Linked DNA regions of Homo sapiens: regions 1 and 3 are each linked to region 2. The links are chromatin loops, found by intact Hi-C in ENCODE. Cell type or tissue: GM12878. All regions are shown on one strand. Region 1 has its middle 170 kb from the start of SMAD2. Region 2 holds the start of LOC105372098 (a long non-coding RNA gene). Region 3 overlaps SKOR2 (SKI family transcriptional corepressor 2).

Region 1 (8,000 bases), 660 kb before region 2:
ACATCTGTGGCATTTTGGGGTTAGTTTTAATGTATTGGTTTTTCTTATCTTCAGAGGTTGCATTTTTCTGCTTCTTTGCATGCCTGGTAATCTTTGATTGGATACCACACATGTGAATTTTACATGTTATGTGATGGATAGTTTGCATAAATATTCTTTATTTTGTGATGCAGGTGAACTAGTTGGAAGCAGATTGATTCTTTGGGTCTTGCTTTTAAGATTTGTCAGGCAGGACCAGAACATTTTTTAGTTTAGGTCTAATTATTCCCCACTACTGAGGCAAGGTCCTTCTAAGTGCTCTACCCAAATGTCCCATAAAATATATTTTTCAGTCTAGCTGGTGGAGTCAGGCACTCTTCATCTTAATCCTCTCAGACGTTTCCCCCCAAAACTTGGGTAGTTTCCTCAGATGTATGTATTTATTTGTACTATACTGAATAATCAAAAAGAAACCCTCTACAAACCCTTGGAATTCTTTTTTTCCTTTTTTAGATGGAGTTTTGCTCTGTCGCTCAGGCTGGATTTCAGTGGCATGATCTTGGCTCACTGTAACCTCTGCCTCCTATGTTGAAGCGATTCTCCTGCCTCAGCCTCCCGAGTAGCTGGGATTACAGGTGCCCGCCACCATGCCCGGCTGATTTTTGTATTTTTAGTAGATGGGGTTTTGCCATGTTGGCCAGGCTGGTCTCGAACTCCTGACCTCAGGTAATCCACCTGCTTTGGCCTCCCAAAGTACTGGGATTACAGGCGTGAGCCACTGTGCCCGGCCCGGCATTTTTATATAAGAACCTTTGAACACTTAATGTAGTCTCCTTCTGACATATGTTATCTATTTCATTTCTATTAAGTATAAACATTATTTTTGTTTCATATAATTAATGTTTATGTATGCTATTTTTCATTGCTCTTCATTCCTTCCTGCATTTCTGAGTTTCCACCTGGAATAATTTTTTTTCTGCCTAAAGAACACTTTTCAGTGTTGTCCTTAGTGTTGGTCTGCTTTGATGAGTTTCTCTAGTTTTTATACATTTGAATATATTTTTATTTCACTTTCATTCTTGAAGAATATTTTTGCTGGGTATAGAATTCCAGATCAGCAGTTATTTTCTTTCAGTACTTAGAAATATTTTCCAGTAGTCTCTGGCTTCCAATTTTATTGTTAGGAGGTTTTTAAATGATAGTTTTTCTTTTCCTTTTAGCTGTTTCTTAAATATTTTATTTATTTATTTATTTTACCAATTAACTATGTGGTTTTAATTCTTGCATTGAGTTTGAACAAGTCTCAACCATTTTCCCTTCAGAGATTGCTTCTGTTTCATTCTTTTTTCTCTGGGATTAGAATTGCATGTATGTTCGACTTTCTTATTGTATTCCTTATTTCTCTTACATCCTTATGTGTTTTTCATCTCCTTTGTCTCTCCATAATTCATTTTATTTTTTGACCATTGTTACCTTTTACTAATTATTTTTGTCACCTTTTTCTAATCAGTTGTTAAACTCATTCATTAAATTCCTAATTTGGGTATTTTATCTTTCAGTTCTTGAATTTATAATTTTTCAAATTTTAAATATTACTTTGGTCCTTTTCTGAAATTCTACATTTGTGTCTTCAGTTTATTGGACAATAAAACATGCTGATCTTTTCCCCATGAAAAGTAATGTCTTCTCTACCACATTGCACCTGTACTGTTGATGTTCTGAACATAAAGTTTATTGAACATAAATTCAGTCTTTTACTTTATGTTGTTAATTTCTGCTTATCAGTCTAAAATTTCGAGGTCTTTTGCGGTCTTAACTTGGCCGATGATTTTATGAGGAGGCCAGGAAATCAGCAGAAAGGACTCTAATTCAAAGAACAATCAACTTTATTCTCTTCTGATACAAGATTTTCATGCCTGAAGGCATCTGAAAAATAAGTTTAGCATGGAATCTAGGAATGCCACATCCATGATGGCAAATCTATTAACTGTAAATTCTGCAAATAAAGGAAAGTTTCTGCTATTAAGAAACTTATCATTTAACTTGGAAGACAAAAAGAACACAGATTAAATAATTAGTGGGACATATTAAAAATATGCAGTTAGCAGAACTAATGATGAAGTACAGATCCTGAGCGTAGTTCACTTTCTAGTCTCTAGATGGAGACTCTGAGGACCAGAATAGTTTTGAAAGGCCCCATGTGTGCTGTTACTAGGCATAAGAAGAAGGGTCCCACGATGAATTACTTTCTTAAAACTTTAATTCATTCATTCATCCATTCAGCAAACATTTTTGGACATTATTATATTCCAGGCACTGAATGCTGTACTGGCCCCATTGGAGAACAAGATGGGCTGGACCCCTGCTCTCACGAACCTTACATTCTGGACACTCCTGATTGTGGACCAGAGCGGGAAGCAGAGGAGCATGGCTGGAGGAGGCCTTGCAGAGGAGCAGCCTGAGAGGAGTGATTGGGCCCATGACCCTGATCATTATCTGCCATCTCATCTCCCCAGAACAGCTGGCCCTGTTTTAGGGGTTGAGATCCTGGAGGTTCTGCCGGCCGAGGACACAGTACTCACAGATGGCCTCGCCCTTGCCTTCTGGGTTTCGTGCAGGGATTGGGGTGGGGATCAGAAGCCCACCAGCTCTTTTCTCTGTGATATGAGCCAGATTGTAATGTTGAGATCAGCAACTGTATCTTTTCATCTCTGAATCTCCAAAGCCTGACACATTGTAGGTGCTCAGTAAATGTTTATCACTAAAAGATGTTACCTCGAGAATTACCTGAGGTCCCTACCTTTAAGCACTTTGTGTTATCTCCATTTACAGATGAGGACTTGGTCGTGGTCACAGAGCCTACATTTTCCGCAGAGCCCTACTTCAGTTCTTACCTCTTCCATTACTCTCTCTGTCATAATTCCAATTCATAGTTGGGTTAACCTTTTCCTGAATTCTTTTTTTTTTTTTTTTGAGACAGAGTATCGCTCTGTCACCAGGTTGGAGTGCAGTGGCACGATCTCGGCTCACTGCAGCGTCTGCCTCCCAGGTTCAAGCGATTCTCCTGCCTCAGCCTCCCAAGTAGCTGGGATTACAGGTGCCTGCCACCACGCCTGGCTAATTTTTGTATTTTTAGTAGAGATGGGGTTTCACCATGTTGGCCAGGATGGTCTCTATCTCCTGACCTCGTGATCCGCCCCTCTCGGCCTCCCAAAGTGCTGGGATTACAGGCGTGAGCCACTGCACGTGGCCACCCTTTTCCTGAATTCTTACAAGACTAAGCCTGAATTAATCATTTTATCATTTCAATAATAGCATCCATCTTAATGTCACTTGCCCTCTGCCAAGCACTGTGCTGAATGTTTTAATACTTCAACTCAGTTCTTTACAATATCCCTTTGAGAGAGGCATCTTTATTAATCCATGTTACAAAGAGAAATCTAGGGCTTACAGAAGTTAAATAATGTACCTGGAATAGCACAGCTAGTAAGTGCCACAGCTAGGATTTGAACCCTGGACGGTCTGACTCAGAAGTCTGTACCCACAAGCATCATGCTATACTGCTTCTGTTGCACCGTGTTCGGCTCAGTTCCCCACTGGAAGGCAAGTGCTTTCCGGTGCAGGGAGCACATCTCAAGGTTTTGTTTGTTTGTCTTTGTGATTTTCTGCCCACCTGTAAAGGCCTGGCATAATGCCTTGTGTATGGTTGATAATCAGTAAAGACTTGCTGTGCTGAAATTTCACTTGCGGCGCTGTCAGGCTGCAGGCTGCCACTAGGTGGTGCTACATTCCAGGGAGTGGACAGTGGCGGGCCATTTGATTGGCAAGAGGCAGGGTTCTGATAGCTCTGGACAAGGGGAGAGGAGTGTGGTCTATTCAGAAACGGGAAGGCTGGGGCCGTGGAGGAGGGGGACTTCATACCTCCTGAGAGGATATGGGGGGAGAGAGAATCTACTACCCAACTGGTGCCTAATGTTGCATCCCAGGAAGCACCGCAGTTAGAAAAGTGGGCTGGCCAGAAAACAGAGGGGCCAGAGTGCGTCTGCAGCCCACAGAGGTGGGATGGAAACAAGTCAAGGTCATAGGGCATCAGAAAACCTACCAGGCTGTTGGTAGAGAGGCCCTGGCCTGCCTTTCTGCCCAGGACCATAGGAGGCAAATGGCCAAATCAACATTTTAATTCCACTCCCATTCAGATGTGTGGCTCCCCATCTTCTAGTTGGGCCCTCAGGCCACTATTGTTTTAGGTGCCCAGGGGAGAAATGTGCAGTGACTGATTCTAGACCCTGGCCCTCTGGCCCCTGCTACCTGTCTGTTCTCCTCTTCCACACTCCCCTCTGGCACATTGTAGGTGGAGCCACACTTTGGTGGAGAAAGGAGTTTAGTGCTGTGTACCAGATTGAGATGGAAAGTGTTGAAGGCAGAGTTCAGATATGGATGGGTCTCTGCAGGCTGTCCTAGTCAGGGAGGGCTTCCTGGAGAGGGAGATCCCAGTGGACAGGTGGGGTCTGATCCTGTACCTTTGAGTGTCAGGCCTTGGTGTTTGGCAGTGGTTTAGCTCAGCAGGAAGAGCAGAGGATGTCAGGAGACTTGGGCATTGGCCACAGGCTAGCTGTGGGCAGTGACTGCATCTCAGCCTCAGTTTCCTCTTCTGAAGGGTGACCATATTTATTGTCCACACCAGGATGATATTGTGAGTGAAAGGAATATTAATTGCCCTGGGTCAAAGGCAGAAACTGGGATGCTGTCTGGGAAAACCAGAATATAAGGTCACCCAATTTCTATGTAAAATGAGTTGCCTTCTAAGGACCATCAACTCGAGGTCCTCTGATTTCTGACTCTAAGGGAAGCACACAGTAGGGACACAGAAATGAGGCCAGAAAGTCCTGGTTCTGTCACATTCTAGATGCATGGAAGATTTGAGTGATGCTCACTCATGAATCCATGGATCTATTCATCCAATCCAGCTATCCATCCATGAGTCACACAGGACCAACAACTCTGCGGGAAGCCCCTGGGTCCCAGGCTCTGGAGGGCTGCACAGACACACTGCTGTTCTCAGGGAAGAGCTGAGGCGCCCTTTCACCTGGCAAGGCTCTCTTGTGCTGGAGTTGGGTCCTTCCCTCCCTTCCTTGTCCTACCCTAGCTCTGCCCCTGAGGAATTCTTGATGCTATCCACGCTCCTTTCCTTGGGCCCCTGGTGCACAGAGTATGCTGCACCCCCCGACCCCAGGAGGTTTGCTAGGAAGCACTTGGGATGGCCCCCGGTTCTGTCTGGCCCTGCCTTACCCACCCATCCTCATCCCACCCCAGCCTCTGCAGCCTAACAACCCCATGACAAATTATCCCATGGCGAAGTTAAATTGGCTGCTGCATCCAATACCGTGGATTATAGAGAAAGGAAAATACATAGCTCATTAACTCAAATCCCAGCCCCTCCCCCAGGCCTTGTTTTTTCTTCATCCCTCCTCTACTTATCTCTGGAGAAGAGACCTGGCCACAGGACTGCCTCCTCTTCCTTCTAACGACTTCTTGGGAGAGGGAGGAACTTGAAGGTAGGGGACATGGGCTTTCAGGACGCCAGGACCAGGTGAGCACTCTCGCACTGCATGGGACCCACCAGCAGAGGGCGCCACAGCACAGCGGAACCCGCGGGAAAGATGGAGACCTGCGGAGAGGGACTCCTGGAGGCTGGAGTGGACGCTGGCAGGGGAGAGCTTCCTCCCCAGGACTTTCCCTTATATTAATACAAGGGAAAGCAGGGCAGATCTCGCCCTGGAGACCCTTTCTGGAGCAGGGAAGGGGACCGCCCCGCTGAGAGCCAGGGCCATGCCACAGCAGCAGGGCTGTGTCGTGGAAGGAGGGGAGTTGCGCCGGGTGCGGGGCGCCCTTGTCTTGAACTGGCCCGGGGCTTCCGGTTTCAGCGGACTGCGGGGGCGGCGGCGCCAGGGCAGGAGGCTGGGGACGGAGGCTGGGATCCGTGTTGGGTGGGACACTTGCTGCTTGAGAAGATGTCCTTCTCCCCCATTCAAGGGCTCACCTGTGGCCAGATAGGGAAGAGCCACGCTTTCAGAGGGTCATGAAGAATTCATCCAGCCTTTGTGCCCGCCTGACCGTGAACTCGAGCCGAGACAATGGCAGGGCTGGGGGCCTTTGTCTCCCTCCCAGCAGAGGCAGTGTCAAGTGTTGGCCACCTGTGGGCGGGGAGCCCCCTCTCTTGGGAGAAGGGCAGTCCTGTAACTTGACGAGGGGCACCAAATTCAGGGCTAATTAATTGGAAATTAAATTTTCCATTTGGCTGGGCCAGAAACAATTGGGGTTGGGGACCTAAAGTCAGGAGAGGCCATTGGAAAGAGGGAAGGTGTATATGGTGTGTGTCTCCGCTAACGTTATACTGTGGAGGAAGCAGGGTGTGCCCCCAAGACGCACAGTCAGAAAATCAACCAACCAACAAACAATTCAACACCAGAAATGGTGGCTGTACTCAGCATGCTTTCCTAGCAAGGAGGCAGGCCAACGAAGGCGCTTGCAAAAGCAAGAAGGCCCCTCATTCCACAGAGTTTCAGGCACCCACCATGTGCTTGACACTGTGCCATGTCCATCAGCAATGCATGTGCTGCCTGAAATTCCACCATTAGAAATTCATTTCTTTGTGACTTTACAGCTGTTTAATTAAGTTAGCATTTATTGAACTCACATTATATGCTGGGTACAATTTCACATGTGGGGCTGCGTCAGTGAACAAAAGGCAAACTGCCTGCTCTTGTGGAGCCGCTAGTCCAGTAGGGAAGACAAAGATAAAGAAATAGATATATTATTTGTAAGGTGAAGGCATTCTGTGTGGGGCAACACGGGCTGTTCTTTTAGATAGGGTGGTCAGGGTAGGCCTCATGGAGGGGAACTTGGGCAGCCATCTGAAAACTGTGATGGAGTTAGCCGTGTGGCTGTCTGCGGGAGGGCATTGCAGGCAGAAGGAAGGGCAGTGGTGCAAGATGGGACTGTGCTTGGTATCTGTTGAGTGGGCCAGCCTGGCTGGAACAAAATGAGCAGGGAGGAGAAATGTAGAAGCTGTGGTTGGATTCGAGCATGTGGGGCCTTGGAGGCCATTGAGAGGACTTTGGCTTTAATGGTGAATAAGATGGGCTGTGGGGGTTTTGAGCAGGGAGGGACCTGATTCTACCCATGTTTCACCAGGTCATTCTGGCTGGCATGTGGCAGGTGGAGGGATAGAGGCGGGGACATGGGGCAAGTGTGGAGGACAGTTAGAAGCTACTGCAATGGTCCAGGTGTGAGATGGCATCCCCAGACCCCATCGGCGATGCTACTGCCTCTGTGTTTGGTGGTGGGGCTGGTCCCTCATCTAAGTCCTTCTCAGCCCTAATAGAGATGCCCGCACCTGCCCCACCTGGCTGTGCCAAAGCCTGCCCTGGAATTGAGATGGTGACACCCTCCCTGCCCTGACCCTTGCCCTTGAGAGAAGCCTCAGATCCTGTCTAGTGGTCCAGAGGCCTGGTTCTTCCTCCCAGCTCTGACTCTGAGTGTTTCCAGCCATTTTTTTCATACCTCTGTGCTTCAGTTTCCTCACTATAAAACTGATAAGTGGCCAGGCGCGGTGGCTTATGCTTGTAATCCCAGCACTTTGGGAGGCCGAGGCTGGTGGATCACGAGGTCAGGAGATGGAGACCATCCTGGCTAACATGTGAAACCCCGTCTCTACTAAAAATACAAAAAATTAGCTGGGCGTGGTGGTGCGCACCTGTATTCCCAGCTACTTGGGAGGCTGAGGCAGGAGAATTGCTTGAATCTGGGAGGCGGAGGTTGCAGTGAGCCAAGATCATGCCATTGCACTCCAGCCTGGGTGACAGAGCAAGACTCCATCTCAAAGAAAACAACAAAAAACAAAAAACAAAAAACTGATGAGTACATTGCCTGTTCTAGGCAATTGCCTGTTCTAGGCCAGGCATGGGGGCTATAGACATGAGTAGGCTCTCCAGGAGTCTGTGGGTCCTGCAAGAGGGCAA
Region 2 (8,000 bases):
TTAAGGCCATGGAAACAGTGGGCATGGTGGTGGGCCAGGGTGAGATGCAGGGCTGGAAATTGATTAGGTACAAATTGCTTATTCTGCCATGGTCTTCTGCTCCCCTTTCCCTTAGAACACCAGGACCAGAGCGGGTGGGAAGGGAGTGGAAAGTTTATCTGGTATGTTTGGCCATTTGGAAAAGAATATTGATGGGTATCTGACAGGTCCGAGAATGTGTTAAAAAAAAAAAAAGATACTTAGAAAATTAAGCAAATAGAAAAACAAGGCAGTTGTTAATTCTAGGAAAGACAAAACAAGAAAGCAAATGTAATTCTAATTCACTAGCTGGCTCTGCAGTTAACAATGTACAGTTCTATTAAAAATATTGATTATTGAGTTAACCTAAAATCATAATAGAACTTTTGGGATGATGGAGACAGATACGTATATGTGGTAAGGAAAGGGCAGAGAGATGAAAGAGCTACACTTCATTTCATCCAAAGTGGGAATAAATATATAAAGCATCAAGAAGAAGCCACCAAAGTAAAGGCGTGACAGAAAAACATCCACATGCCGAAGTATTTGAAGACAAATTTTCTTAGGAAAAAAGAGGAGGACTGAGTATGTGATTGAATAGAGGTGGAAGTGTTAAAAACATGGACTAGGCGATATTTAAAGGGAATGGAGGATGTGGAGATGCAGCAGGCACACAGGCTGCATATGGGGTTTTGGAAGTGGAAGAAGGTTAAGTGTATTTGCTGTGAGGGATGGCAGGACTGCACTTATTCTGAATGAATTCAGGAACGGGCAGTAAGCAGAAAGGACCTAAATGTATTGTCATGAAGCCTGCTATCCAGAGGAGCATTTCCCCTGCCCCTTTACCCAGTCACTTTTGGGTATACATACAGCACCAACTTTCCCACTGCAGCAAATTCACAACAGCAGTTGAGATTTTATAAAATTAGAAATGATGGTAGTGGCCACAAGCAAATGGACTAGCAGCTACAAGAAATGTCAGCTGATGTCAGTTCTGACAAGAAGAACCCCCGCCAAACCATAAAGTAGACATCGGAACTTAGGCCTTACATCAGTCTTGGGCCATTCAAAGTAGAGTCATCTATGTCAGTGGTCCCCAGGCTTTTTGGCACCAGGGACCGGTTTCATGGAAGACAGTTTTTCCACGGAGTGGGCCTGGATAGGGGGCGGGGGATGGATGCTTTTGGGATGAAACTGTTCATCTCAGATCATCAGGCATTACTTAGATTCTCATAAGAGCGCATAACCTAGATCCCTCGCATGCACAGTTCACAATGGAGTTCACGCTCCTATGAGAATCTAATGCTTTCGCTGATCTGACAGGAGGTGGAGCTCAGGCAGTAATGCTCACCTGCCTCTTAGCTGCTGTGCAAACCAGTTCTAACAAGCCACGGACGGGTACTACGGGTCCATGGCCCAGGGACTGGGGACTCTCTATATCACTGGTGCTGCATGGTGTAGTGCCTGATGCTTATGAAGAAGTTTAAGCATGTACTGAGATGAAATCTTTTTTATTTTCAATTTGTTAAATAAGGTATATTTTCAATTTGACATTTTCCATGAAATGATGTTTAAAGAGGCATTTGAGAATAATCTCAAAATAATCGATACCGAAAAAAATGCTTTGGTTTTGTTTAAAAGGGTAAAATCCTTTGGGATACTTAGCTATCCAAAGTGTCTCTTTCTGGAGGTTTTTCCTCTTGAAGAGTCTGTCTGCAGGGATGATGAAGACAAGGCAAGGAAGAGAAAAGAAGGTGATTTCCCATAGGTAAGTTCTAGTGGGGGAAAAGAAGTGGCATTACTTAGTAGAAGCCTTCAAAATTTATCAAGGGTTGAAAGTAGATGCCTCGGATTGTGGGTTTCTGAGAGAGATGCGTCTAGTTGTTTATAACCCCTTAAGGAGAGGGGGAAGAGCCTAAGAGCAGGGAAGACTTGGGATGAATGTTCTCGAAGCTTAGGTGCCCCATCCTAAGCTTTGGATCTGATGAGAAGCTGCGGCAATGGAAAGAGAAGGGCAGAGCACACCGGATGTGAGGTGTGAAGAGTGAAAAGATGTTATTGGGGGCCAGAACCCAAAACAATCAGACTGGCAGCTGATGGTGATGGTGTGCTAGTCACCCTGGCTATTAGCTCTAGCATCAGAATGCTCAGTGACATTTCTGAGTGGGGCTTAGTTTGGGAGGGGTTTGCTGCTGACAAAGCTGGATGGAGTCAGAATTAGGGGGAGCTGATGAGATTCAGAATATTGTCCGGAATGAGAAACAGACTGCATTGCCTTCCCTGCTTCCGTCCTCCTTCACCCTGGGACTGTCAGCTGGGCAGTGCCTGTCAAGCTTAGCTTCTACTTGGCTGCCCCAACTCAGGGTCATCCTGTGTGTGGCCAACACAACTTTTCTAAGTACATCTTTTTCTTAAAAAGTTTACAAATGAGTAACATTACAGAAAATTGTTCATTAAAATTTTATGGAGTCTAATTGTCAGAAAAATCTCCATTGTATGACCCAATAGCACATATATGTATGTAACTGAAACTCTCAATATTTTGCTGACATCGATAATGGTAAGTTAATAAATATATCTCAGCTATCCAAAACAATACAGTGGCTCAAGTTAATCCAGTCTTCAAAAATAATTTTCTCTTTTCCATTCCAATCATTTTGTTCTCCCACGGACATTAATAAACTAGGAGGTCTTTGTGGTTGCCTTTGTGGCCAGGTCAGGGTAAATGTGGTTTCAGACAGACTCGAACTCTCTTTGCCAGTCTGAGTATCTCTGAGCCAGATTCTTTGCGGAGGGCTTGGTGTGAGTTAGCACATCCAGAAAGTCGGCAGTGGTTACTATATCCAACTGGATCCTGGGTAAGTCGCTGCTTTCTAGGATAAGAACACAACAGTAACAGCACAACAATCGACCTCTTGGTGATCAATGCTCTTGAAACGCTAATAGACCTTCTTTCAAAATAATGCATAATGCAGCATTCTTAATTGTTAATGCAGCAAAAGGCAAGACTAAAGAGGGCTGGGGAAAAATTCTTTAACGTGCAACTGAGTTAGCCCCTAAGGCCCAGACAAAAAAATGTGACCTAAATGTATCGTTACCAGGTATTATTTAATATTTATATAGTGCCTCAAATGGATCCAGCCCAACATCAGAGTGTGCCAGAGAAATAAAAGCCTGAGCCCTAAGGAGTTTATCATCTGCAAGCAAAGTCGATCCAAATCAGAACACCCACGGAGGAATGAGTTGAGTGAGGGATGATTTGACCAAAAAACGCATTGCCAAGTGTAAAGCGGCACCAAGAACAGGCGCCAGGCTCCATCTGCTGGTGAGAGGGATTTTTACACAAATTCCTGGAACACCTTCATGGTGATCCAACCCATACCTGACTGGTGATTTTCAAGTGCATCAAAGATCTTCCTCACGGGCCGCATGGCTGCTTCCCTGCAGACGAGCTTAATATCTGAGCCTGAGTAGCCCTCAGTCTCCTGAAACAGCCAAAAAACCAGCCATTGGTCAGTGGGCAGAATGCTCCTGGCCATTACGTTGTTATAGGCAGGACCCAGTATCAGAAGCCCTGTGTAGATTCTGTATCTGTCACCCATGAACATCCTAAAAAGATTCCCAGATAAACAGTGCTTGAGGAAGAGACCCTGCTAGCATGTTGGGATAACCTAAGCAGCTGGGCTAGAATGGCTTTCTAACACCATCGAAATATGCTGTAAGATGCCAGTGAAGGATCAGAACACCCAAGTTAGCCTATCAGGGCCCCTGTGCTCAAATCCAAGGATGGTCAAATTTGGTAGGCACGTTTATTCTTGTAAATAAGATCATACCTGCCATTTAGGAACCTCAGAGAACATTGTGTTCAAATGTTCACCAAAAGCAGGCAACATTTCTGCAACACCCTGGGAATGGACACCAGTGATAATGGGCATAATAGACATGTACCTGGAGTTTTTCTGTTATGTAATCATCACAGTCATTCTTTGTGGCTCATCTGCTACCCATTTTACAGATGAAGAAACAGGCTCAAAGAGTAAGTGACTTCTCCGAGGTCACACAGCTAACAAGCAGCAGGGCCAGGATTTGACCATAGGTTCTCTGAGTCTAAACCCTATGCTGTTTCCACTGCCTCACATTGTTTCTCCTTCTCTGAATATTTTTAAGTGAAAAGGAGCTTATTCTTCGTGAAGATGCCCATTGCATTACGGGGGCAGCTTGGATCTTATTCTAAGTGTCTCAAGCTTCTATCAGCTCATGGTAAGACCTGGTCTACAAGATGGCCATATGGTGGGCCCTTGACCTACATGTGCCCCTCTCCAGGGCAGCTGACCTGGCTCAGCACACTGTACTCCAGCTCTGTGTGCAGCTCCAAGGCCCTGCTCTTGCTCACAGGAGGCAGCCAGTGGTAGATCATGGCCTGCCTGGCCTCCCGGCTGGGGAGATCGACCAGAATCCTCTTCTCCAGGCGGCGTAACATGGCACAGTCCAGCTCCCTGAAATCACACCAGAAATGGAGCTGGACAGGGCTGCAAACACACTTCCTGAACAACAACTGTACTTTAAGAACAATTTAGCATTGCAGGAAGCAATTCTGCATTTTAACTGTCACTCTACATCTATGCCTTGAGTGGATGGGACAATTAATATTATTTGGAGAAAGAATTGGTGAGAAAGAGAACTGAGGGAGGGAAGGAAGGGAAGAGAGGAAAGCAGAAAGGAAGGAGAAGAAAGAGAAGGAAGGAAGGATGAATGGAAGAAAAGGAAAAGAGCACATTCTCAGAACTAATGAAAAGGAAGTAATTTTATGCGACTTAATTTGGGGTACAAAAACCAACTAACAACCAGCAATCATGAGTATTCTGATTGCAGTTGTAACATGAATTATTCAGTCCGATCTTGCCAGTGAGTAAATTATTGCTGACAATAAGTTGGGCACTCTAAGTACATTAATTCTTCCAAAATTCTCAGTCCTTCTGGAGTGAATGACCCCTCACTTCATTACATTGGTGAACTTAGCACCAGTGGCCCTTCCTGGGTGCCCAGTGCAAATAACCGCCCTTTCAGACACTCACTTTTACTCCTCCCAAAACTGTCAGGCCAAGTTTATGTGATTTTGCATCCATAGGCCATTTCCTTAAACTTCTTGATATGGTTTGGCTCTGTGTCCCCACCCAAATCTCATCTTGAATTGTAATCGCATAATTCCCACGTGTTGTGGGAGGGACCCAGTAGGAGATAATTTGAATCGTGAGCAGTTTCCACCACGCATGCTGTTCTCATGGTAGTGAATAAGTCTCACAAGGTCTGATGGTTTTATCAGGGGTTTCCGCTTCTTGCGTCTTCCTCATTTTCTCTTGCTGCCACCATATAAGAAGTGTCTTTTGCCCCCCGCCATGATTCTGAGGCTCCCCATCCATGTGAAACTGTAAGTCCAGTTAATTTTTTTTTCTTCCCAGTCTTGGATATGTCTTCACCAGCAGCATGAAAATGGACTAGTACACTTTTTTTTTTTTTGAGACGGAGTCTTGCTCTGTCGCCAGGCTGGAGTGCAATGGCTTTCAAGCTAATATAAAAGTAGAATAAAACAATTGAACATCTATATACATACCATCTTGATTCAACATCAGTATTCTTCTATATCTGCTTCATATCTCTCTATCTACCTATTCTTGCTAAATTATTTCAAAGTAATTTATATCATGACACCTCATCCCTAAATATTTTAGCATGCATTTCCAAAGAAGGGCATTTGCTTACATAGCCACAATATCATTATGACACCTGGCAAAACTGATTCTGTGATGTGTCTAATGCTCAGTCCATATTCAGATTTCTCCAGTCAGGGTGGAGGGTGGGAGGAGGAGAGGATCAGGAAAAACAACTAATGGGTACTAGGCTTAATACCTGGGTGATGAAATAATCTGTACAGCAAACCCCCATGACACAAGTTCACCTATACAACAAACCTGCACATGTACCCCTGAGCTTAAATAAAAGTTAAAAAATAAAATACTCCAACCATCCCCAAAATACCTTCCATCATTTTCTGACAAAATCCAGTGAACACATATGCATCATGTATGGTTCTGTCTCTTAAACCTCTTTTTAATCTAGGCCAGCCTGCTTGCCCTAGACCCTTTTTGAAGAAACAGGGCCAGCTGGAGAATGTCCCACATTCTGAATTTGTCTGATGATTTCCTTGTGATACATGAAACTGGTTCCTCTATTCCCTGTCTCTAAGAGGGAAGTTCTAAAAGCTTAATGAGATTTAGGGTAAATATTTTTTGGCAAGCGTATTGCATAGATGATGATGTGTTTTCATATTCATCAGGATCCACACATCTGTGTATCTCACTGTCGGTGTGGTGTTTGATTTTCTGGTGGCCATGGAACTCTCCGTTGTAAAGAAAAACATCTTCTCTCAGCAAGTAGTAAGTATTCTGTGTACAATACTTTGACACCATAGGAATACCCAATTCCTTATGCCCTTTCAACTAATGGTTTTAGCATCTATTAATGATCTTTGTCTGAATCAATTATTTCACTAGAGGTTGCAAATGCTGATTAAACACACACATACACACACAGAGTTGGATTTTTTTTTTTTTTTTTTTTTTGAGCCAGGGTCTTCCTCTGTTGCCCAGGCTGGAGTGCAGTGGTGCCGTCACAGCTCACTGCAACCTACACCTCCTGGACTCAAGCGATCCTTCTGCCTCAGCCCCCCAGTAGCTGGGACTACAGGTGCGAGCCCGGCTAATATTTTTTGGATGCAGTTTCACCATGTTAACCATGCTGGTCTTGAACTACTGAGCTCAAGCAGTCCACCCGCCTCAGCCTCCCAAAGTGCTAGGATTACAGGTGTGAACCACCACGCCTGGCCTGGATTTTTCATTCCAAATACATTATTTGGAGTTATTATGAAATTACATAGCACTATTATGTAAAGCAGAGCTTTCCCTCATCAGCTGAGGCTATTTGGTTACTCTAAATTACCATTCCTATTATCAATAGATCATCTTGAGTGTGAGTCTGTGAACTGTTTATTTGATTTTCTAGGATAGAAATTAGGAAATTCCTGTATGTTAGCCTAACCATTGATAAAGAGTAACAATGAGCTGAGTGCGGTGGCTCACGCCTGTAATCCCAGCCCTTGGGGAAGCTGAGGTAGAAGATTCGCTGACTATGCTGGGCAACATAGTGAGACCCCGTCTCTGCACAATATAAAAATTAGCCGGGTGTGGTGATGCACGCCTGTAGTCTCAGCTACTTGAGAGGCTGAGGTAGGAGAGTCACCTGAGCCCAGGAAGCCGAGGTTGTAGTGAGCCGAGATCATACTATTGCACTCCAGCCTGAGTGACAGAAATAAATTTTTTAAAAAATAAAATTTTAAATATTTTTTAAAAAAGAGTAACAATGAAAACGTCATCACCAGGTATTTCTCACTCATAAAAACACTGAGAATATCTAAACTGTCTTCCCATTTTTTCTTATTCTCATTCTGAATCTATGTTACAATATTTCTTTTTAAACTGAAAACATACTTCCAGGGAACATATCTGAATCCTAAATCACAGCAACCAGATTTCTTTAAGGAGTGTGTCTTTTCCTCTCCTATTGTTTGTCTAACCCTGAGCTGAGAATCCATAGTCCAGGGGTGCCTTACCGACAGTAACAATGACCTATTTCTTTTTTGCATTTGCTTTGTTCTTTTATCAGTCTCACCCTGTTGACATTCATCGCACATCAGAGACTCAGCCACCTCTTCCCTTGCACAATCATTCCCCCTCTCAAGGCACATTTATATTCAAGGCACAGGGTCAAGGAAAAGAAGAAAAAAACACGCTTCACAGCAGAACTTTGCCTAGCACTCCAATTGAGGATGTGCTCATCTTTGCTTCAGATGGTTTCTTCCTTGTTCATACTCAGCAATAATATACAGCCAGCAGGCAGCAAGAATGATGCTGTTCCCCTTGACTGGT
Region 3 (8,000 bases), 100 kb before region 2:
GGCTAAATACTTACTGTGTTATCTTTACAATGCTGTAAGGCAGATCCTGTTATTACCTCCATTTCATACTTAGAAACTGAGGCTCAGAGGAGTCACATAGCTCTTAAGTGACAGATACAGGATTCAATCCAGGTCTATTTGACCCTAAAGCCTTCTCCCTGTCTTCCTTGGGTCCTTAGCTGGTGGTGAGGGAGACTGGGTGCCAGATCTGATGCCATTTCTCTGTGTTATCTTGAGTAACATCATTTAATCTCTTTGAGTCTCACTCTTATCTATAAAATGTGGATGGCCAAACCTGATCAAAATCTCTACTAGCTCTAAAATTTTGGCTGTCACTTTTGTGTGCCAATTTTCTGCTATATTCTCTCTTTTTTCCCAGAAAGGGGCCACGTTCATGAAAGCCAGCCCAAGACCACATGTAACACCCAAGGGCATGACCCACCTATTTTTGCCTTATGTCTGCATTTTCTTAATCACTAATTGCTACGTTGCATCTTTCTGGAGAGTCTGGAATATTATTTTTTGTTGGTATTTTAACTATATCTACCTCTTTGGTAAACTCATTTTTGTTTCACTTCTGGAATAATTACTACGAAAGTAACAACAAGAGTCTTTTAAAAAAGGATATTGGATTTTAAAGGAACATTCTGTGTCTTCCTTTTTGTATAGATCAAAGATAAAGAGGGGGAGTGGTACATTCATTTCTCTCATCTTTAGTCAGACATAAGAGGTTCTTTTAAGAATCTCCTTAGAGAATAATGGTGTGCCCCCACTGTTCTAAGGACTTTATGTCGATTATCTTATTTAATCTTTGGACCAACACACTGAGGTAAGTATTACTGCTTTCACCCCCCTACAGCTGAGAAGGCTAAAGAGACAAGAGATGAGTAAGTTGCCTGTGGTCTCACTGCTAGGAAGTGGCAGGATTTGAGCCAGGCTGGGGCTGGCTCTGCATTCCATACATTGTCTGCTCTCCTCTGGTTTGTCACCTAAAATCATGGCCTAATTCACATCTTGTATTATCAGTTATAAATATGCAGTTAATAACCAATCCAATCATTTTATTGATTTTGAATCACAAAACCTCCACTCATACTTCTATGTTGCCCTGACACCACAGAACAAGAAAAATAAACGTAACTTGGGCCATCCAATCAAAACCAGCAGAGCACCAGAGCATGAAATTCTGTCTGCCCCTTTCACTGCAGGCTGCTTTTGTCTTTGCCCTACAACAAACCCCAGCTTCTAAACCCATCTAAATGGCTTTACTGTGAAAAGCACACAGCAAACCAGCACACTCTTGTTTAGTATTTCTGGTTTGGCTTGATATCATCAGAGATATATAACCTAGGGTAGCAGACAAAATGTCTTCTCCTAAGGAGGGTATACTAAATATTACTTTAAATGTTTTAAAATTATCTGATTATATTAGGTTCAGCTTGTCATTCTATGCTTTTGTCTTATCCCAGGTGCACAGAACTACTTACTCTTGTTCTCTTGTAAGATACAGCCTGCCATGGAGCACTTCTGACCCGTGTTAAAGACTGCAGATCGAAAGGGCTTGGGAATTAAATACAAAATCAGGTTCAGGAGAACCTAAGGACAAGTGACCTCAAAACAGCATGGACAACCATGTAAAATAGACTGTAGCAGCCATTCATTAGTGGGGGGAGGGGGGAGCCAACCAGAGCAGTCAATGCTTGTTGCATCTTTTGGTGGAACCAAAGTTCGAGTCTTTGTGTTTTTAAAGGATAGCTGAACCCAGAGCATGGGAAGTGCTGTTAGCCAGTTGGGATGGGAAATCAGCGGATGGTCCCAGGCAGTCTCAGTCCTGCACACATGGAGAAAGCAACTCTACAAAACTGTCTTCTCTTTTTGAAGAAGTGATTCTTGGTGGAAGAAAACACAAGACCCATCCTAGGAGTGGGGATAGCGTTTCAATGGATGGGAAGGCACCAGCCGTACAAACCTGCTTTTCATAGCAAACTGGACAGACTTACATGTGGCCCCTTCCTCTCTGTACTTTGCCTGCTGTATGAATGAGGATTGTATTCCTTTGGAAATATTTTACAGTTTAATATTGAGTGTAATTAAGAATATAATCATGTTATCAAAAATGGCATTTAACTCTGTTGTAGTTTCTTTAACATTCATGTGGATAAAAAAGTCTATAATAAAAAAACTATGAAGTAATGGTTGTGTTCATGTAGTTAAATGCACATTTGCTTGAGGACAACTAAGAGAAATTCATACTTTTAAAATTTTTTTGGTATAAAAATATTTGAATAAATTATTTTTGAAAACAGAATTCCTTCAAAAATGATTATTAAAGGCTAGCCCAGCGTTTGGTCATTGTCAGCATCTGGACAACTCCTCCATTGTTTTAGGATCTTTGTATAGGTAAAGGAATGTTCTAAATTCCTGCTAGGTCTTCCAGTAGTGTTGCTGATAGAGCCCATCGTAGGCCTTCCTACTTACTGTGATGTTAAATCCAAGTCCACAAGATCATATTATGCCCCAAATTCTGCTTTTCAGATGAGAGAGTTAAATAGTGAACACTTTGCAGCCAAGATTTCTAAGGTAATGTGGGTTGCACAGAAGTCCACCATGGATGACCTCCCAACCTGAGGTTGCCAAAGCCCATCCTAACTGAAAAAACATCTCACCATTGGCATCCCTCAACAGATTTCAAAACAGCCTTCAGATGCATCGCCATGAGATTTAATACTTTTTCCCCACCAGCTTTATTACCATGAACTATCCCAAAAAGCTTCACAACTTACCCTTGAGATAAATGCTCTTATCTTGGCTGTGACAATAAAAAACCAAAGGAGGGATACTCATTTGTGATCTTCCTAGCCTATGAAGGATGAGAAGCTGCATTCGAGAAGGAATGTAAACCAAGTCCCAGAGTCTGGAAACAGGTTCTCAGTGACCACTAGCAGAAACTAATATGAAGATGCTGTGACAAAAAATGTTCTCTTTGAGCTGTTCTTCCAGGAGGGGCCTGGGTGCAGGTATGAGTCTCACACAGTCCTTTGGACATGATACATGTTTCTAAAACTGGTAATTGTACCTAGGTGTGTAATTTGAGCAGTCAGGTAAGTGGAGAATTTTCTCCGATATAAGCATGAAATTTCACAAAGGGATGGAAGCCCTGTGGCTCTTAGCTTTGTACTTTAAGCCAAGGATATCAGAGGTGGCAGAAAATCATCTGGGAGGTCACAAACCTGGCTTCATGACTAGCCACCAGGGGACAGCAGAGGTCATTTTCTATAGAATCCAATGCAAACTCTAGGACCAGATAGCTTCTCAGAGCAAGAGCAGCTTGGCCCAGGAGTTTGGAGGGAGAATAACAGATTTACAGATAAATTTAAGGTCTTTGTCCTGCAGCTGCATCAACTGGCAGTGTAAACCGGCCTGAAATGTCATTCTTTCCTTTCCAATTGCAACTTTAAATATCTATGAGTTATTAGTGGTAAAATATCAGCAAATGATCTTGTAGCAAAAGAGAGATAACCCAATAACTTGACCAGTATGTCTGCAGCACTCTGGACATATTAACCATGGCATAACTCTGCATTGAGTTCATGGCCAAGTTCAGTACAGAAAACCATTTGCCTCTGCTGCTAAGAATGTTAAAACTATCGCTTCTCGGCCTTTTGGCTAAGATCAAGTGAAGAATGTTAAAACTGCATTGGTGCCTTCCAGTTCTCCACCTAAATTCCAGATTCCAAAGAAGCCCAGCTATACATGTCTCTGAGTGCCAGGGGACTCCTGTTGACCTTACTCCCATGCCTTAGAGTCTCCATTCATTACAAGCACTAGAGCCTAACAATCCTCCGAGTAACCATAAAGCTACACGCCAAAAACCCAAAGCTTCAGAGAAAAAGAGTCAAGGAAATCACATATGTGATGTGGAAACATGTCATTTACCCCATGTGTTTTCTCATTAAGAAGAGTGAACATCTTTTTCCTGTTCTAGTAATGTTTATTGCTTTTAAGTTGGAGCAAAAGAATTCTTCCCTAAAACTGGATATAATTGTGTTATCTGAGCTGCCTTGTGGAAACAGACAGGACATCCATCTCAAGTGCTGCATGGGGCTAAAAATAAAGCTACTCCTCAGAAAGACATGTAAAAATTCTTGGTGTACAAAATGACAGCAGAAAAAAAATGCTGTGCTCTTTTCTTTGTTTTATCATGTCAAAATTCCAAGGTCAATCCAAATACTAGCTAATAAAGCATGCAGGCAATGCAAATACAATTCTCTATTTTAATTCCAAATTAAATTATAAAATCAGAAAAAGCATCAGCAAATCAAAGCAAAAATCCAGGCCCGAACAATAAAGTATTTCCTGTTGGGGCAGACCAGACATTTCAGACTGATGCTTTCCATCCTCAGAATGCCTGAGTAATTGCTTGTCTGTTTGCCACAGGCAAGGAGAGAGGGACATCACATCCCAATTTCCTTAGATTGAACAATGAGTGTGGCCTCTGCTCTGTGGGAAATAGAGAGAACTCTCTCCTAGCTACAGGGGATATGATCAAACTGATAGGAGCTCTTTCATTTAAGAGTTAAGAGTTAAGACGGTGTTGGGGTGGTCAGCAGTGAGAGAGGTTAGAGAAAAGGAACACTGTCTGAGTGGTAAGGATGTGTAACCACTGTCATTTAACTCCCAGCACTCTCCATGCTACGGGCAGAGGGCCTTTGTCTCTCTCTACAGAGTTGAGCACACAAAGTCTGACCATCTTACAAGATTCCTTATAGGCAACCCAAACCATGTTTGTAATAACAGACTCTTGTGGGGGAGATGTGTACTGTAAACTTTAGGAGGACAGAAGATGTTTGTTTCAGCTCACTACCCTCTCCCTAGTGCTTAGCATAGTCCCTGGCAGGTAGCAGCAGCACAAAACAGTTTTGTTAAATGAGTGATTCTATCTCCTTTATTTTATTTGAGCCAATCACAGAAGCAAATCAGTTCACTGTTATCGATTTAAGCTCTCTCAAAGGTTGACTTCTCATCTGATTTCAAATGATCATAATGTGGCAAATGCTAGTTGCCATCCTGTAATACTCATTCTCAGGTGGTAATACACCTAATTGAAAGATTACCTTCTCCAGGTTTACTTGCAGTTAGACATGGCCATGTGACTATATCCTGGCCAATGGGATGCAGGTAGAAACATGTGGAACTTTCAGAAAGGTAGCTTCAAAAGAGCTTTGACTTAAATATTTATTTTTTTCCTTTCCTTTTCTCTCTTTTCTGATGTCTGTAAGATGGATGGAGGCCCAGCAGCCATCTCAGGCCATGAGGTGATTTTGAAGATGAAAACCATATACTGTTAATACTATGGCATAAAAAAAATAATAAAAGCCAGGGTCCTTGGCAACTACTGAACCACCACTCCAACTCCAGACTGCCCATTTCCAAATTTATTTTATGTTGGAAGAAAATGAGGTTCTATCTTATTTAACCACATTACTTTAGATTTTCTATTAACTCTGATTATAAAACCTTTTGCTCTATTTGAGGGCCCCCATCAGCCAACAATTGCATGATTTCTTATTTATGTGACAACTTTCCAATGCATATTTATGCTGTTTATTTCATTTTATGAGCTCATTGGCCCTTTGATTTAGCTAAGGGTATTTGATATGGAGGCTAACTAGTTGCAGAGTCAACCCTAAATCCAGTTCTTCTTACTGCCATGGCAAGCTATTCTTGTCTATTTCTTGACCTCACCATCACACTAAGCCAACTGTGTAACATCTCTGATATCTCCCATTGCAGTATACGCAGGTGAAGATACGGAAAGGGGATGAACCTGAACTTGGCTGGCTTTCCAGGGTAGGATAGGAGACGGACTAGAAAAGTAAACTGTCCAAAAGGCCTCATAGGTTCTCATATGACACAAAGAAAGATGTGAGCAGGTATGTAGCCAGACCCCAACATGGGAATAGATCTCAGCAGCACAGGCAAGTTCAAAAGTAGGAGGTTGTCAATCACCATCATCCATGATACAGGGCCCTGCCACTCACATTTCACTTACGGGCAGGTTCTGTCCTTGGGGAAACACACCATTGAGAATAAATAGGTGGCAAGAAGCAAACCGAGTCCTAGACTCAAAGACATGATGGGCAGACAGCTCTTTGGCTCAGGAGCCCATGTGGGCATTGGCTCTCCCACTCAGAGGGGCAGCAAGGTAAGCTTGGGAACCCAGGAGAGGGCTCTGGGACTTCCAGATTTGAGCCTGTAACTACCACACAGGACTGGGAGGAAAAAAAGCAAAGTCTTTCTAAACGTAGCATGACTCCAGTCTTGATTTGGGACCTGAAGCAGTGTTGGAGCTTTAGGAAGAGGGATGAGAAGGGGGCTGGTTTTGAGCTAAGAAAGGTGCTGAAAAACACTGAGAGCTGACAAGACTTCTCTGCAGATGGCCACTTATTTCCATACCAAGATGAATATACATATAATTTAGAAAAAATAAAGTTACCTAAAGTAAACAATCATTCAGAAAAGCCATGACTCTGTGCTGAATTAAGAACTTCTCTAAAAGCATTGTTAACACCTGGAGTTTTCAAATAATAAAATTCATTCTTCACATCCAACTTTTACATCATCTCACTATTAAGGACAGTGGCTTCCTGGATGATTGTTAATGACAGTTTTCTTTACTATATTTTAGACCATTTAGCAAAGTTTATTGATTTATACTTCCTTGTAATTAGTTACAGTGATTGAAATAGCTTTTATGGCCCTCTAGGGATTGACTTTTTAAAGAATCAACATTTCCCCCAAATTGTGTGTTTTAAAACACGGTTAAATACTGTTTGAATTCAGTACTAAACTATCATTGGTGAAACTGTAATTTTATGTGTAGTTGCTTTTTCATCCCTCTGCTTATATGGCACTATCATCCAATTACTTGGCAGCCAATAATAATACCAGCAGCCAACTTTCATTGAGTGATTACAGTAAGATGAACATTGTGCTAAGTTTATGCACAATGCTTAATGCATTATTTCATTTAATCCTCTCAACAACCCTATGAAGTAGGGACTATTTAATTGAAATTTAAAGGAGTTAAGCTACTCAGCTGATTAAGTAGAAAAGTAGGAGTTTGAAACTAGGGCGATTGTGACTTCAAAAATCTCTGCTTTTAACCATTACATTGCTCCCTACACAGGTGAGTTGGCAGTGCCCAGACTTTCACAATCTGAAGGGTGCTGGAAGACCCCTCTTAAACAAAAATATCTCCCCTCGCTAATCTCACTTGAAGCTGAAATTTCACAACTAGCATGATTTCTTTGACTAAGTATTATATGTTTCTAGTAAGATAAACACTCCAAGACAGTGCTATTCAAAGTGTCTTCTGTCAAAGAGCTAACACTATAAAGCTCTTAGAAGAAAATATAAAAGTAGATCTTCATAACCTTGGGTCAAACAATGTTTTCACGCATACAAGACCAAAAACACTAGTGACAAAAGAAAAAATAAATTTGACTTCCTTAAAGTTACAAACTTTTGTGCTACAAATGATAACATCAAGAAGGTAAAAGAAGACCAGCTCACAGTAAAGGGAAATGTTTGCAGATAATATATCTGATAAGGGACTTGCTTTCAGAACACATAAAGAGCACTTACAACATGATAATAAAAAGACAAATAACCAAATTTTAAAAATGAACAGAAGACTTGAATAGATATTTCCCCAAAGAAGTTATATGAACACTGAATACATGAAAAGATGTTCAACACTATGAGTTATCAGGCAAATGCAAATCAAAACCACAATGAAATACCATTTCACATCCACTAGAATGGCCAATATCAAAAAACAAAAACAAGTATTGGTGAAGATGTAGGAAAATTGGAACTATTATACATTGCTAGTGAGAATGCAAACTGGTGTGCAGCCACTCCATAAGCAGTTTGACGGTTCCTCAGAAAAGTAAACAGAATTACCATATTACCCAGCAACTCCCCTCCTGGGTATA

The links. Hi-C counts contacts between places; a loop is a spot of excess contacts. Peaks named below come from ENCODE experiments on the same cell type or tissue, not always from the same donor. Only the 100,000 strongest peaks of a DNase experiment are listed, where the experiment ranks them.
Region 1: it touches region 2 in a loop (9-fold over the local background); 67 of 110 quality-filtered maps call a loop at or near these places.
Region 3: it touches region 2 in a loop (14-fold over the local background); 93 of 110 quality-filtered maps call a loop at or near these places.

What each region holds. Positions count from the first base shown.
Region 1 is chr18:47,752,335-47,760,334 of GRCh38, reverse strand. No RefSeq gene overlaps it. Among named protein-coding and RNA genes, the nearest start is that of SMAD2, 170 kb to the left of the region's middle. In GM12878, CTCF peaks have their summits at 3,756 (motif pointing right) and 5,595 (motif pointing right); no DNase peak of the experiment used is centred here; H3K27me3 peaks cover 148 bases.
Region 2 is chr18:47,095,757-47,103,756 of GRCh38, reverse strand. KATNAL2 (katanin catalytic subunit A1 like 2) reads right to left here. Exons shown (of 18, transcript NM_001387690.1): 16 at 4,352-4,514; 17 at 3,401-3,503; 18 at 1,514-2,891. The coding sequence ends at 2,752. It overlaps LOC105372098 (a long non-coding RNA gene), which reads left to right and starts at 5,522. Exons shown (of 4, transcript XR_935432.3): 1 at 5,522-6,452. RefSeq lists silencers at 3,261-3,370, 3,206-3,418. In GM12878, a CTCF peak has its summit at 3,331 (motif pointing left); a DNase peak (open chromatin) is centred at 3,330.
Region 3 is chr18:47,200,362-47,208,361 of GRCh38, reverse strand. SKOR2 (SKI family transcriptional corepressor 2) reads left to right here. Exons shown (of 9, transcript NM_001278063.4): 9 at 1,470-2,193. Among named protein-coding and RNA genes, the nearest start is that of IER3IP1, 28 kb to the right of the region's middle. In GM12878, a CTCF peak has its summit at 3,251 (motif pointing right); a DNase peak (open chromatin) is centred at 3,240; H3K27me3 peaks cover 120 bases.